Linked DNA regions of Homo sapiens: regions 2 and 3 are each linked to region 1. The links are chromatin contacts, found by Hi-C or POLR2A ChIA-PET in ENCODE. All regions are on one chromosome and are shown on one strand. The core of a region is the stretch at or near the end of the contact, and the rest is flanking DNA. Distances in the headings are between cores, read along the strand shown. Region 1 holds the start of ALS2 (alsin Rho guanine nucleotide exchange factor ALS2). Region 2 overlaps TRAK2 (trafficking kinesin protein 2). Region 3 overlaps TRAK2 (trafficking kinesin protein 2).

Region 1 (4,320 bases), core at 1,170-3,669:
GATGAATAAGAGACAGGGAAAGGAAAATTAAATGCAATATGAAAAAGAAACAAGCCAGAGATTGTTGCTATTTTATTGATGACTACCTAACATTTTCTTAAGGACTGACACCCTACAAAACCGAGTACTTTCTTATTACAGACAACAAAATTGTTTGGTCATCAATGAAGGGTTAAGAGAAAAAAATCTGTTAAAACTCTCTACCAGGAAAATTCATATCCTGAATACACTTGAAATACGTGGTAGATTTAATTCCACAAAGTTATAAAAAGAGCTAAATGATTTAAAAGTCACAAATCCTCACAGCATGCCTCTGAGTGAGAAAGGTACCTCATAGTACCCAAAGCGGGCCTTCCTTTATACAAGCTTAAAAATCACCACTCTGCCTTTCTTCCTAGTTTTTCAACTCATACTTTACCTAGTCTCACATTAATAAATAATTGTAGATTTTTACAAGTCAGTCACATTTTTGAGATTATCATTAGAATGGACCCAGCAGCTACTGCTTTAAACCCAGTTTTCATGAAAAGGTAGGAGATTCCACCTAATTACAAAAACACTAACATCAAGACTCATTGAAGTTCTTAGCATACCCTTTGCTTCTTTAACAGTCAAAGTGCCCAAAGTAAGTGTTTCAAATGACAGCCCAAATTCTGAAAAACTGAAATTTGGAGAGAAGGGATTCCTGTTTATATTGAGTACATTTAAAAAGTAAATGGCCTGCATAATGCCACTCAAGTTTTGTTTTTTTCCCAAAATTATCGGTTTGGTATTTCATTTTTCTGGATCATTACAGTTTCAAATTTTAACACTGTTAAACAACTTTGACGTTTTCTTGCTATAATTATGAATTTTAAATCTGCTAATACTGGTCATAGTTTAGAAACTAATAAATTCAAACCATGTATAGATTCTGTCAGTATCTTTTTCACATTAAAATGTCCTTATGGAACACCAAAATTACTACAGAACAACTTGAAATCATATTTTATAGCTACTTCCTTAAAATATTCAGTTCCCTTCCCCATCACTTAAGAAAAGAGTCAGTTTGGATCATGATGTAGTGGGAGGAATTAATTATAAAAACAGCTAATATGTATTGAATATTTACCATAAAACAGGCACTGTAATAAATACGATACATGAACCATTACACGTAAAGGTACTGTTATCAGGAAAACATTTTTATCCCCAATTTAGAGACAAGAGAACTGAGGCAGAGAGATTAAATAACTTGCCCAAAATCAAAGATGTAAATGGATGTGACTCTGGGTATGTTCAGATACAAAGCCTAGAATCTTAACCACTATGCTTATGTTATCAAGGTTAAAACACCGTAGTTTACTGCAAAAAATTTTTCACTGCTTTAAATTATTCATTAACTCAAAGGTCAACCGGTCACTCCAAATCATATGATAAATGGGGGGGAAAATGTGGGACCAATAGGTTTGCTGAAGTTTTGTACCTGCTCAGAATAAACATATCACACAATTTTATTCCATATAGCCAAATATAAGGGTAACTGAGTAAAGATCTTCACTTGGGTACAGCAGTCAGTTCCTTCTCCATCCTAAACCAGAAAGAAAGCACTGTTCTTGGATATGCCACTTCAACAAGAGTGTTTTTTCTCTTCCACCATCAAAGCCTTAAGCAATAGAACGATTCTACCAGTCTACTGTTGCCTGTCTCCAAAGCAGCCCTATTATCCGAGGACGAACACCAGCGTCAAGGACCTGTGTTATTTTTCTGGCTTCGCTTCTCAAAATAACTTATCTTCTCCTCTTGATGAATTACTTGATAGGCTCAAAGACTTGCCTAAACTACTAATTCTTATTATCAAAGCTATTTTCTTTCTCCGCAACCGCCTTTTCAAGTAGCCCTTGGTCCACTCTTCAACGCGATTTGCACCCTGTGGCAAGGCCGCCAGGGACACTCAGCAGGGTTCCAGGCCACGGACCCCAGTTTATCAGCTCAGCGCCTAGTGTGGGCATTCAAGAAATTCTCGTGAATGAATAGCTGGAAGGCAGCGTGGGTGGAGGCGGGAAGAGGGGGCTTGAAGGAATTTCACGCAGCTGAGACCACTGCAGCGGCGCCCAGTCTGGGGAGGGAGAGACCGGGGCAAGTGGGAGAACCTGGGGCCAAGGCAGGGGCCGCCTCGGGCGCTGCTGGACCGGCAGGAGCAGTCGATCGCACCCAGAGCTGGGAAAATGCGGGCGCCGTCTCCGCAGGCCCCCCGCAGGGCGCTCTCCGGCCTCGACCACAGCCTCCGCCTAGCTCCCTGTCCCCGGCCTTCCGCATACAAGGGGTCCCAGCCGATAAGCCCTCCTTAGCCAATAGCCAACCCGGGACCCACACTCGCTCACCTGAAGCTCCACCGGCAGCACCGCGCTCCGCATCCGGCGCGAGCTTGGCAACCCAGTGGGTCCGCGGGATCAGCTGATTCATGGAGGGCGGGGCCTCCGGACAGGGCGGGGCTGCAGGGCGACTAGCGAAGGTAAACGAGGGCGCGGGCGGCTCTTGGAATCCGAGCTCCTGGGAATTGTTCTTGGGAGACTGTCGACGGCGTCTGTTGGGGGTCAAAATTGCTGAGAATGCGTTAGGCACTGCAGGCTACGTACTTGGGAGCACAGTCTCTCCCTTAGTTTAGGGCGGAGCTATCAGTCCTGAGATGCGCTTTGATGATGACGTAGAATAGAGTCGTCCAAGCCTAGCTACCCGAGCGCTCCCATGGTAACAGGCGGTGGTGAAAGTGGTTGGGAGCAGCAGTCGTTTGTTACCACCTCAAACTGCAAGGGCCGGAAGTATAAAAGTAAAAAGGCTGAAATATTTTCAAATTGCCTTTATGGACAGTACCCTAACAGTGGTCGCTTCTCCCCCCTACTCCCGCGAATGACGTCATCGCCTCGCGGCCCCGTTTCGCCATTGTATCCTCAATGTGTAAACTTACTGGTTAGTTGCAACCCCAAAAGATGGGGTGGGATAGGAGAAAATGAAGTGGCCTCTCCAGTGATTCCCGTAGTACTCCCCAATATACAATCAGTAAAATCAGCTTTCTTGTCCCGCGCACAGTTTCATAACACTGTTTTTCGCAGCCACAGTCCCACCCCACCCAGCCTGCACTCTCAAGTCCTCCCATGATTTTATGATTTTCCAGAGCTGCCACTCATGTCGCACAGTGGGTGCAAACCTTCTGCTGCTAGGCATTGTGCCATCGCTGGACCTGCAAACATGCAAATATTTAGACCATCAACGACAGATGTGTAGTCGGGTTCTGAAACTCCTATATCCTATTCACCAACACCCTCAACTCAATTTCCTCCCTGATCCTTCGCCCACCTGCAAAACTGTTAGTCTGCAACAGTTCAACCAACCTTGCTCACTCCTGCATCGGTGCAGAAAATCACACAACCCTGAGAATTGGCACCACTGCGAACGAAAAGTGTCCAACTTCAGTCGGGACTTCCACGTGCGACTACGCAATATTGCTGAGCCTAAGACAGTCACATTTACACATTGCTACTCAGATTATCTCCTATTCCCCTCCCCTGCTGTTCCCAGCCCTCACGCTCTTCTAACCTCTTACTGAACTCTACTCACTCACCCGCTTTGGTAAAAATAAAAATAAAAAATTTTGTCTCTTACATCTCTGAGGAAAGTGAGACCACTAGAGGTGAATTTCCTTAAATCCCAAATCCCATCAGCCACTACCACAAAACCTACCTGCAACCAGTTTTGATTTGTTTTGTTTTGTTTAGAGGGAGTCTCGATCTGTCGCCCAGGCTGGAGTGCAGTGGCGCGATCTCGGCTCACTGCAACCTCCGCCTCCCAGGTTCAAGCGATTCTCCTGCCTCAGCCTCCCAAATAGCTGGGATTACAGGTGCCCGCCACTACGCCCGGCTAATTTTTGTGTTTGTAGTAGAGATGGGATTTCACCATGTTGGCCAGCCTGGTCTCGAACTCCTGACCTCAATTGATCCACGTGCCTCAGCCTCCCAAGGTGCTAGGATTACAGGCGCGAGCCACCGAGCCCCGGCTCCTTTTCACCGAGTCCTTTTCTTCTCCCTCTTTCTTCTTAGAAGATCCTGAACTCAGGATCCCTAATCTCCCCAAAGGAAAGACTTTGTTCTGTTGATGAAAAAAGACAAACTTTATAAAATATTTGAAGAGGTTAAATATACTCTGATCGAAACATGAGTAACCATGGCCTGGGACACAGCCTCAAGAAGTCCTGAGAACATGTGCCCAGGGTGGTTGGGTTATAGCTTGGTTTTATACATTTTAGAGAGACAGAAGTTATAGGCAAAGACATAGATCAATACA
Region 2 (4,320 bases), core at 921-3,420, 370 kb before region 1:
CCATGGGTAGAACACTGTTCTTTATCTCATTGGGAGGGGTTTTGGTTAGTAGCAAATCCATTTTTTGTAGGAAAATTAACAAAATCTGGATTGGCTCCTGCTGCTTAAACACAGGGCCAAGTTCAGGTGGAATTAATGTGACATATTCTTCTTTGGTGCATTCCTCAACGATCAGTAGAACACTGGGCAAAACAAAAGGTACCATGTCAGGGTTTACAAATTCTGAAGTCAAATCAAAATTCTCTGTACAATGACATGCTTGGGCAGTAGAACCTTTGGCAGTCCGTTGAAAAACTGTGATTTCTGAAGATTATCTCTTTGGAATAAGGTATCAAAATATTGCAGTGTTACTGCACCAACATCATCAAAGAAGGGAATCTTTGTCATTTGATCTGCATCTGGTCTTACAGTTGGAGTTACATTTAACAGTAGCCTTACATGTTCACGAACTTCCTCAGGTATATTTATAAGTGAACTAGATCCTAAATAACTCAACTGATCCAACTGCCTACTGAAACTCTTATAAATGTCTTGCTTATTGCCTTCAAATATATGTTTCCTTTTATTAAATACAGCATACATAACAGTTCCTAAAGAATATATATCACTGACTGTTTCACAGCTCACATAAAGTATGTATTCAGGAGGCAAATATTCAGGATTTGGAAGACACAATGAAGGTAAATTTGGGTCCCATTCTTTACAAGGAAATTTAGGCTCTTGTTCAGAAGGATTGGTTGATGATACACAACAATCAAAACCCATTATTTTCCAGGCTCCACTTTTATTCAAAATTGTATTTTCAGGAGTAATATTTCCATGTACCATTTTCACACTGCTATGCAAGAATGACAATCCTTTAGAAACCTGAAGCAAACCACATTTGGTTTCTACATCATAAAGTTTATAATCCTTAATGTCTGGAGATATAGGGAAAGGGAGATTTTCCCAGTTACCAAGAACACTGGCTAAACTGGCAAAAAACTGGTTCTGTACACAACACCAAGCAATCCCTGGATTCTTCTAAAGAATGCTGGACAGTAAGAAGTCGAGGGTGTTGAAGTCGAGTTAAGTGTTGGACTCCTCATTTTAGAGAATCAATTATTTGATCCTTTTCAAATTTTTGATATTTGTCAATCATTTTTTATCAAAGACAAAAACAGCCACTGCTTTGTTGACTTTTTTGTGCCATTAAAAATCTTCCAAGCTAGCCCACTGCCACCACTGGCAATGTGCTGACCAACATCAAATTCTCTAGTGACAGGATTTCTCATTACAGCACTAGTGACATCAGCTGTTACTTCTGTAACAGTACTCTTCAATTTATTAAACATGGACTCCATGGCTGCAATATTGGGTAGTTATAGTTACCTTTTCCCTCTCCTTCCAGGAGGGGCAGAACTGGGCCTCTTTTTCCCCACCCCCCTAAACACAGGCTGTTCCTGCTCTGCCTTCACACGTGGCAGCTGGAGGAGGGAAAGGGATAGGGAGGGGAGGGATTGGGGACGAAGACTAAGGGAGGGGGGAAAAGACTGAAAGACCTATTGTCAGCTATTTTTATTACTGTATTACTATTGAGTTTTTACACCTAGAGATCAAATCAAGACTGCTAAAATAAGGTTGCTATAGTATCTAAATAATTACAGAGTATTAAAGGTAGAAGACACTTTCGGAAACCATCCAATCCTGCCTCCTAGATAAGGAAACTGAGACTTAAAGATGGGTAACTTGCCGAGGACACTAGAACCACCAGACCTGGGTCTCGACTTCCTATCCAGCACTGTACCCATTCTTGTTGCTATCTGCCATTTACAGGACAAAGGCTGACAACTTGTCCTAGAAAGCAAGTTCCTACACATCATGTCTCCAACATACAGTATTAGTCCTACATATCTCCTAATTCCTCCAGGTGTCTAATCTACTTATTGTCCTATTTTTCACTCTTAATATTAGAAAGATCATGGGTTTTGGCATCAGACGTAGCTTCTGAATCTGACTCCTCTACTAATTGTTAGACACACGATTCATCCTTTCAGAGCCTTAATTTCTCTCATTTGTAAAATAAAGATCATTTATCACACACAACAGTAGTAAGAAGTAACTAAAATAAGCAATTAAGGCACCCAGGGTATCTGGCAGATCACAGGTACTCACTGAATACTATTTACATCACTACTCTCTCACTTGCACACCTATAACACCCCCACCCCCATCTCTGAACAAACTGAGCTTTTGTGTTTTTATGTATCTGCCACTATCTTCCTGTTCCCAGTACTGCCCATCATTTAACACCTCCCAAACTTAGCTGTTTACAAAAAAGGAGAGTTATTTCTGTTAACATGCTTAAAATACTAGGGCTTAAAATAGCGAAAGTACAGGATGTCATATCAACCCTCTCACTTTTAAAGAGATGTGGTATTTCCTTTGTGGGTAGTATAATGAAACATGCTCTAGCTCTGGCAAAGAACAACAAAGTACTGGTTAAGAAAACAAATCCTTAAGAGAGTAAATTCCTACGACTTGACCTTGACTTCACAATGACATTTTAATAAGTTTAATAAAAGGAGGCTGGCAATATCAGACATCCCTATTCACCCAGAAGGAGAAGCAGTGGCTTGATCACCACAATGAGATAGAGATGAGGCAGATTTAAAACCTTAAATATGGTTCTAAATAAGCTCTCAATCCTTACAGATCTCTTAAATAGGAGACCTGAACATATATCCAAATTCTATTATTACAAGTTCCATGTGATTATCCAAATTTTTCCTGCCACACATATATTACATAGAGATTGTCATTTTAATACTCAGGAAGAGAAGTTGACTATAAATACATGCAGAGCTAAAAACAGACTATTAGGTATTCAACGGTATAGTGGAGATGAAGAACAAAAGTGACATTCATTACAAGAGATACTAGTCCCTAGCATCTCTTCTAGACTAGAATAATTCCCTACTTCCAAAATGTAATATTAAAAATAAGTGTACAATCCAGGCTTAGTAGATTAAGCTAAATATTCTTTAGACTAGCTCTTCCACCTTGCTTCCATATTCTGATAATGTTCCATTTATTACTCTTGCCCAGGCTTGACAACTCCTTCTCTACCATTTTATCCTCCAAATGTCTCCTTCATGTCCATTTTTTCCCAGTCATGCCTACCGGTAAGATAATTAAATCAGTGCTAGAATCAAGCACACTAGAGCTTGGTCTAGAGTATGATCTGTAGACCTACAGATGAAAAACAAGCCTCAAAGGGTTAACCTTATCAGCAAATAACTTAAAGTCTTGCCAAAATAAATTTTAACACTTTTCCAAGGAAGACAACAAAACCTAAACACCTAACAATGTAACATTCATAATATTCACCAGTCCATACAAAATTACTAGATATGCAAAAATAAACAAAATGTAATCCATAACCAGGAGGGAAATGAGTCAACAGAAACAGACCCGTCATGACAGAAATAACAGAATTAATAAGCAGCAATTTTTTATATCCTCTATTTTTAATATGCTCAAAGATTTAAGGGGAAAATATGAACGTAATGGAAAGAGAAACAGAAGATATGCCTGCATTTTAAAAACCCAAATAGAACTAGAGTACAGTATCTAAAATGAAAGACTCACTAGATAAGATAAACAGATTAGATATTCTCCAGAAGAAAAGAACAGTAAACTTGAAGGCATAGCAATAGAAATTATCTAAAATGAAGCACAGAGAAAAAAAGATTGGGGGGAGAAAACTGAACAGAACATCAGTGGCTGTGTCATATCAAGCAGTCTGAAGTCCCAGAAGAAAGAAGAGGCAGAAACAGAAAAAATATTTGAAAAAATGGTGGCCGAAGTCTTCCAAGTTTAATTAATACAGTAAGTCTATAGTTCAAAGAATCTCAACTCCATGCAGTATAAATACAAAGAAAACCACATCAAAGCAAAATTGCTAAAAACCAGTGATAAAGAAGAAAATCCTAAAAGCAGAGAGATAGGAAAAAAAGAACATTAAAGTTTCATTCACTTGAAATGAAATTATTCATTTCAAGATAGATGACAATGGAACAGCATCATTAAAACACATGGACAAAAAGCCAATTTAGAATCATGTGTCAGTGAAAAACATCTTTCAAAAAAGGTGAAATAGGCCAGGCGTGGTAGCTCACTCCTGTAATCCCAGCACTTTGGGAGGTCAAGGTGAAAGGACTGCTTGAGCCCAGGAGTTCAAGACCAGCTTGGCAACATAGTGAAACCCTGACTCTACATTAAAAAAAAAAAAAAAAAAAAGGAAGAAGAAAAAATTAGCTGGGTTTGCACATGCCTGTG
Region 3 (4,320 bases), core at 841-3,340, 350 kb before region 1:
TTTGCCTGGGTATCACCAGCGGGGGCTGCAGAACAGCAAATATTGCAGAACAGCCAATGTTGCTGCCTGATCCTTCCTCTGGAAGCTTTGTCTCAGAGGGGTACCCGGCTGTATGAGGTGTCAGTCAGCCCCTCCTGGGAGGTGTCTCCCAGTTAGGCTACTCGGGGGTCAGGGACCCGCTTGAGGAGGCAGTCTGTCTATTCTCAGATCTCAAACTCCGTGCTGGGAGAACCACTATTCTCTTCAAAGCTGTCAGACAGGGACGTTTAAGTCTGCAGAAGTTTCTGCTGCCTTTTGTTCAGCTATGCCCTGTCCCCAGAGGTGGAGTCTACAGAGGCAGGCAGGCCTGCTTGAGCTGTGGTGGGCTCCACTCAGTTTGAGCTTCCCGGCTTCTTTGTTTACCTACTCAAGCTTCAGCAATGGCGGACGCCCCTCCCCCAGGCTCGCTGCCACCTTACAGTTCGATCTTGGACTGCTGTGCTAGCCGTGACCAAGGCTCCGTGGGCATGGGACCCTCTGAGCCAGGCATGGGATATAATGTCCTGGTGTGCCCTTTGCTAAGACTGTTGGAAAAGCGCAGTACTAGGGTGGGAGTGTCCCGATTTTCCAGGTACCGTCTGTCATGGCTTCCCTTGGCTAGGAAAGGGAATTCTTTGACCCTTTGCACTTCCCAGGTGAGGCGATGCCCTGCCCTGCTTTGGCTCACCCTCCGCGGGCTGCACCCACTGTCCAACAAGCCCCAGTGAGATGAACCGGGTACTTCAGTTGGAAATGCAGAAATCACCTGTCTTCTGCGTCACTCACGCTGGAAGCTGTAGACTGGTGCTGTTCCTATTTGGCCATCTTGGAACCCCTCCCTGTCTAGTATTTCTTAAATTTCTGGCTCAACAGCCAACTGTGTACCCAGAATGACTACCACGTTTAAGTATGGAGTAGATGCGGTCTGAAGATACCTCTGAGTAATCTTCACATAGAAGGACATAAGGACTAAGAAACTGTGCTCCTGCTAATAAAGTTTCAAGTGCCATAGAGCTGGGATTATCAAGAGTGATGATTCCTAAAGCTCATTCCTTCATGGGTCTGAGGAAGGTTTGCTAATAACAAAAAAGTCTTAACTATACTTAGCATCTTTCTCCATAGCAGTGTGGCTATACATTTCCTATTGCTACTACAACAAATTACCACAAACTTAGTGGCTTAAAACAACACCAATTTATGATCTTACAGTTCTGGAGGTCAGAAAAATGAAAAGTGTCAATGGACCAAAAGCAAGGTGTTAGAAGAGTTATGCCCCCTCCCTCTGGAGGCTCCAGGGAAAAATCATTCCCTTGTCTTTCCTAGCTTTTAGAGTTGTATTACTTGGCTCAGGGTTTCTTCCACCATCTTCTATGCCAGCTGCGTAGCATCTTCAAGTTTCTCTCTGCTTCTACTGTTACACTGTCTTCTTCTGCTGTCAAGTCTCCTTTGCCTCACTCCTATAAGGACACCTGTGATTACATTTAAGGTAAAACTGGATAATCCAGCATAATCTTCCGTCTCAAGATCCTTAATGTAGCCATGTCTGCAAAGTCCTTTTGGCATATAAGGTAATATTCACAGGATCCAGGGATCAAGAACTGCATATCTTTGAGGGCCAGTATTCAGCCTACCTCAGTGGTTAAGAATGTGGATTCTGGAACTAGAGTGCCTAAATTTGAACTCCAGCCCCACCACTTACTGGTTGGGTGATCTTGGACAAATTACTTGACCTCATTTTTTCATCTGTTAAGTGGGCCTAATAACAGGATCTACTTTATGGGGACTAAGTGAATTATGACAGGATAATAGTAGCAGCTACCTCAGAGGGTTATTGGGAAATAACATGAGTTAATACATGTAAAGGTCTTAGAATAATGTCTTAGAATATAGTAAATGCTATGCAAGTACTGGTTATTATTAGTATTTCTATCACCAAAGTACTATTTTATAATTATTATTATTGTTATTGTACCTTACACAATGTTGGGCACAATCTACGGCCTACTCTCAATTGCTTGATAGCATCTTCTTTCAACCTAAGAAAGAATTTACTTCCTGCCTTCTGATGAGTGACGTTAGCTTAGTGTGATTAATCATTCTCTTCCTGTCTCTTGGATGCATGAATAAACCAAAAGCTTACACAGAGTCCTAAATGCAGTAGAAACTAAACTTTGGCAAACACAAATGACACATTTTCAGTGCCTTTCCTAGTCTGTGCACACGTATTCTGTGCACTTTTTTCAGGGCCATCTACTTTCTTTGCCGGATCTTTATTCAACCTTTTTAGGAACAACTTCACTGCTTTTCTTTATAAAACAACCAATCAGGCATGTATCATTTAACAAGAAGCCAGCCTTTGTAATCCATGCACATTAAGAAGAAGAAAATAAAGCAAAATAATCAAGTAACTTATTTTAAGAAGGATGAGACTTAAAAAGAACAACCAAAACATGTCATTGACATAAATATTGCTGGCAGGACACAACATGGCTAATGACTTAGATAGTTTAGCCCAGCCACAGAACTAATTGGTCAACAGTGAATGCCTAAATATAGGCCCTGTGCCTAAAAAATATCTTGCTACTTCCTTAAAACAGGATACTCTGGCCAAAACAGCCTTATTGAGAAGGCTAAAACAACTCTGGGAAAGTTCACCTCTGCTGGGCGTAGAGCCTGGGATTGCAAAAAATGTAATTATTTAGTGAAACATTTACACTGGAAATATATTCAAAATTTTTATTTTATAAGCAATACTTTGGGGATTAATTTGAAACACATGTGGGCTGCTGAAATGCATGCAGGAACAGTGCCAATCACCAATTCAGCAATAGCTCTCTTAGGCAGTGGCAACCTAATCCAGACAAAAGATAAGCTAATTTAAAAAATGATAATTTACCTTGTCCTCATAAAATAATATATTTTTGACAAAGACAGAGACTCACTAATTTTAATGTATCTGGCTACACTACAGATAAAGTTTACCAAAAAACCACAGTAATTTACAAACCAGATATTAAACCACTTAAAGACTCTATCATGGCTTCAGTGCTAAGAGCTGAAAAAAAGGCGGGAGGAGCATCACCAGCAAAACCCAGCCTGGACAGTAAGCAGCAGACCTCAGGAAGGCAGAGGCCACATATCACTATCCAGCTGCACCGATGCCGCGGGAAAGCTACACTGGCTACATTCAGCACAGCTGTTCTATTAGCATTTATAAAGTTGACCCTGAGGAAATAGGATTTGTGACCAGCAAATATTTTGTCCCTCTTTTTAACTGCCATTTGACTTAAAGATAAGTAGGGTGTCAGAATATGAAATACATGGAGGTCGCTCTACTTACAAACAGGCTGAATTCCAAAAGGCTGTTAAATCCATTCGTTTAAACGTCCAAAACCGTGTGTGAGATTTAGGTTTATGGGGTCAGTATTTCCTCCTAGTTGAATATTTTGGGCATTTTAAAAACTGCCCTGTTTGTTTATAATGAATATCTGCCGAGGCAGGCAACCCCTCCCTGACACAATCTTCACTAACAGGAAAAGGGCGGTAACCTCTGGCAGCTAAGGAATCCCTATTAGAGCTTCACCTGCAGATAAGAAAAGGCCTTGAACCCATGGTGTCAACCGCGGTTTTTGATAAGTTTCCACAGCAGCACTTTAATTCACCATGCTTAAAGTTCTTGAACTCCTAACCTTCACCTTTGACTGAACAGGCATTCCACTTTAACAACAATCCTCTGCCAAAACCATTTCAGTCAGTCACATTTCTTCGCCTCTGGCTGATTGTCAGCTGCATGGGTACATCTTTTGTCACACATCATGGGACTGCCCTTCATAATCATTCTTTTTTTTTTTTGAGACCGAGTCTCGCTCTTTTGCCCAGGCCGGACTGCAGTGGCGCTATCTCGGCTCACTGCAACCTCCGCCTCCCGGGTTCACGCCATTCTCCTGCCTCAGCCTCCTGAGTAGCTGGGACTACAGGCGTCCGCCACCGCGCCCGGCTAATTTTTTGTATTTTTAGTAGAGACGGGGTTTCACCGTGTTAGCCAGGATGGTCTTGATCTCTTGACCTCGTGATCCGCCCACCTCAGCCTCCCAAAGTGCTGGGATTACAGGCGTGAGCCACTGCGCCCGGCCCATAATCATTCTTATCGTCCAATGATATATCTAAATCGGTGTTTCTCACTATCAAATTTTTACACAATTTCTACTTTTGTGCCCAGTAATCTATCATTAGCACTGCTTTCAGGGACAAAAATGGGATTTGTAATACAGAATACCTCAAAACTATGCACATATAAAACAA

What was found. Hi-C counts contacts between places; a loop is a spot of excess contacts on that map. ChIA-PET counts read pairs that join two places held with the same protein, here RNA polymerase II (POLR2A). Pooled maps may share reads with other maps.
Region 2: a pooled map shows a loop between it and region 1 (7-fold over the local background). The contact joins the enhancer-like site here to the promoter of ALS2 in region 1. A Hi-C loop is called at or near these places in 8 of 50 pooled maps. POLR2A ChIA-PET finds 5 or more read pairs at or near these places in 2 of 52 experiments (T-cell and activated CD4-positive, alpha-beta T cell).
Region 3: a loop to region 1 is called in a pooled map, with 4 times the contacts of the local background. The contact joins the enhancer-like site here to the promoter of ALS2 in region 1. A Hi-C loop is called at or near these places in 3 of 168 maps with a recorded cell type or tissue (CD14-positive monocyte and CD4-positive, alpha-beta T cell) and 6 of 50 pooled maps. POLR2A ChIA-PET finds 5 or more read pairs at or near these places in 2 of 52 experiments (CD4-positive, alpha-beta T cell and activated naive CD8-positive, alpha-beta T cell).

What each region holds. Positions count from the first base shown.
Region 1 is chr2:201,778,514-201,782,833 of GRCh38, forward strand. It overlaps ALS2 (alsin Rho guanine nucleotide exchange factor ALS2), which reads right to left and starts at 2,420. Exons shown (of 34, transcript NM_020919.4): 1 at 2,364-2,420. RefSeq lists a silencer at 2,090-2,259 and enhancers at 2,390-2,459, 2,470-2,699, 2,710-2,779.
Region 2 is chr2:201,411,966-201,416,285 of GRCh38, forward strand. All of the region lies in intron 2 of TRAK2 (trafficking kinesin protein 2), which reads right to left. It also overlaps the pseudogene SCYL2P1. Among named protein-coding and RNA genes, the nearest start is that of TRAK2, 37 kb to the right of the region's middle. Within about 2 kb of position 2,171, at least 5 of the 41 ENCODE cell types and tissues checked have a DNase peak (open chromatin) inside an H3K27ac peak, as active enhancers do.
Region 3 is chr2:201,430,106-201,434,425 of GRCh38, forward strand. The region is part of intron 1 of TRAK2 (trafficking kinesin protein 2); the gene reads right to left. Among named protein-coding and RNA genes, the nearest start is that of TRAK2, 19 kb to the right of the region's middle. Within about 2 kb of position 2,091, at least 15 of the 41 ENCODE cell types and tissues checked have a DNase peak (open chromatin) inside an H3K27ac peak, as active enhancers do; they include CD14-positive monocyte and CD4-positive, alpha-beta T cell, where a contact is called at or near this core.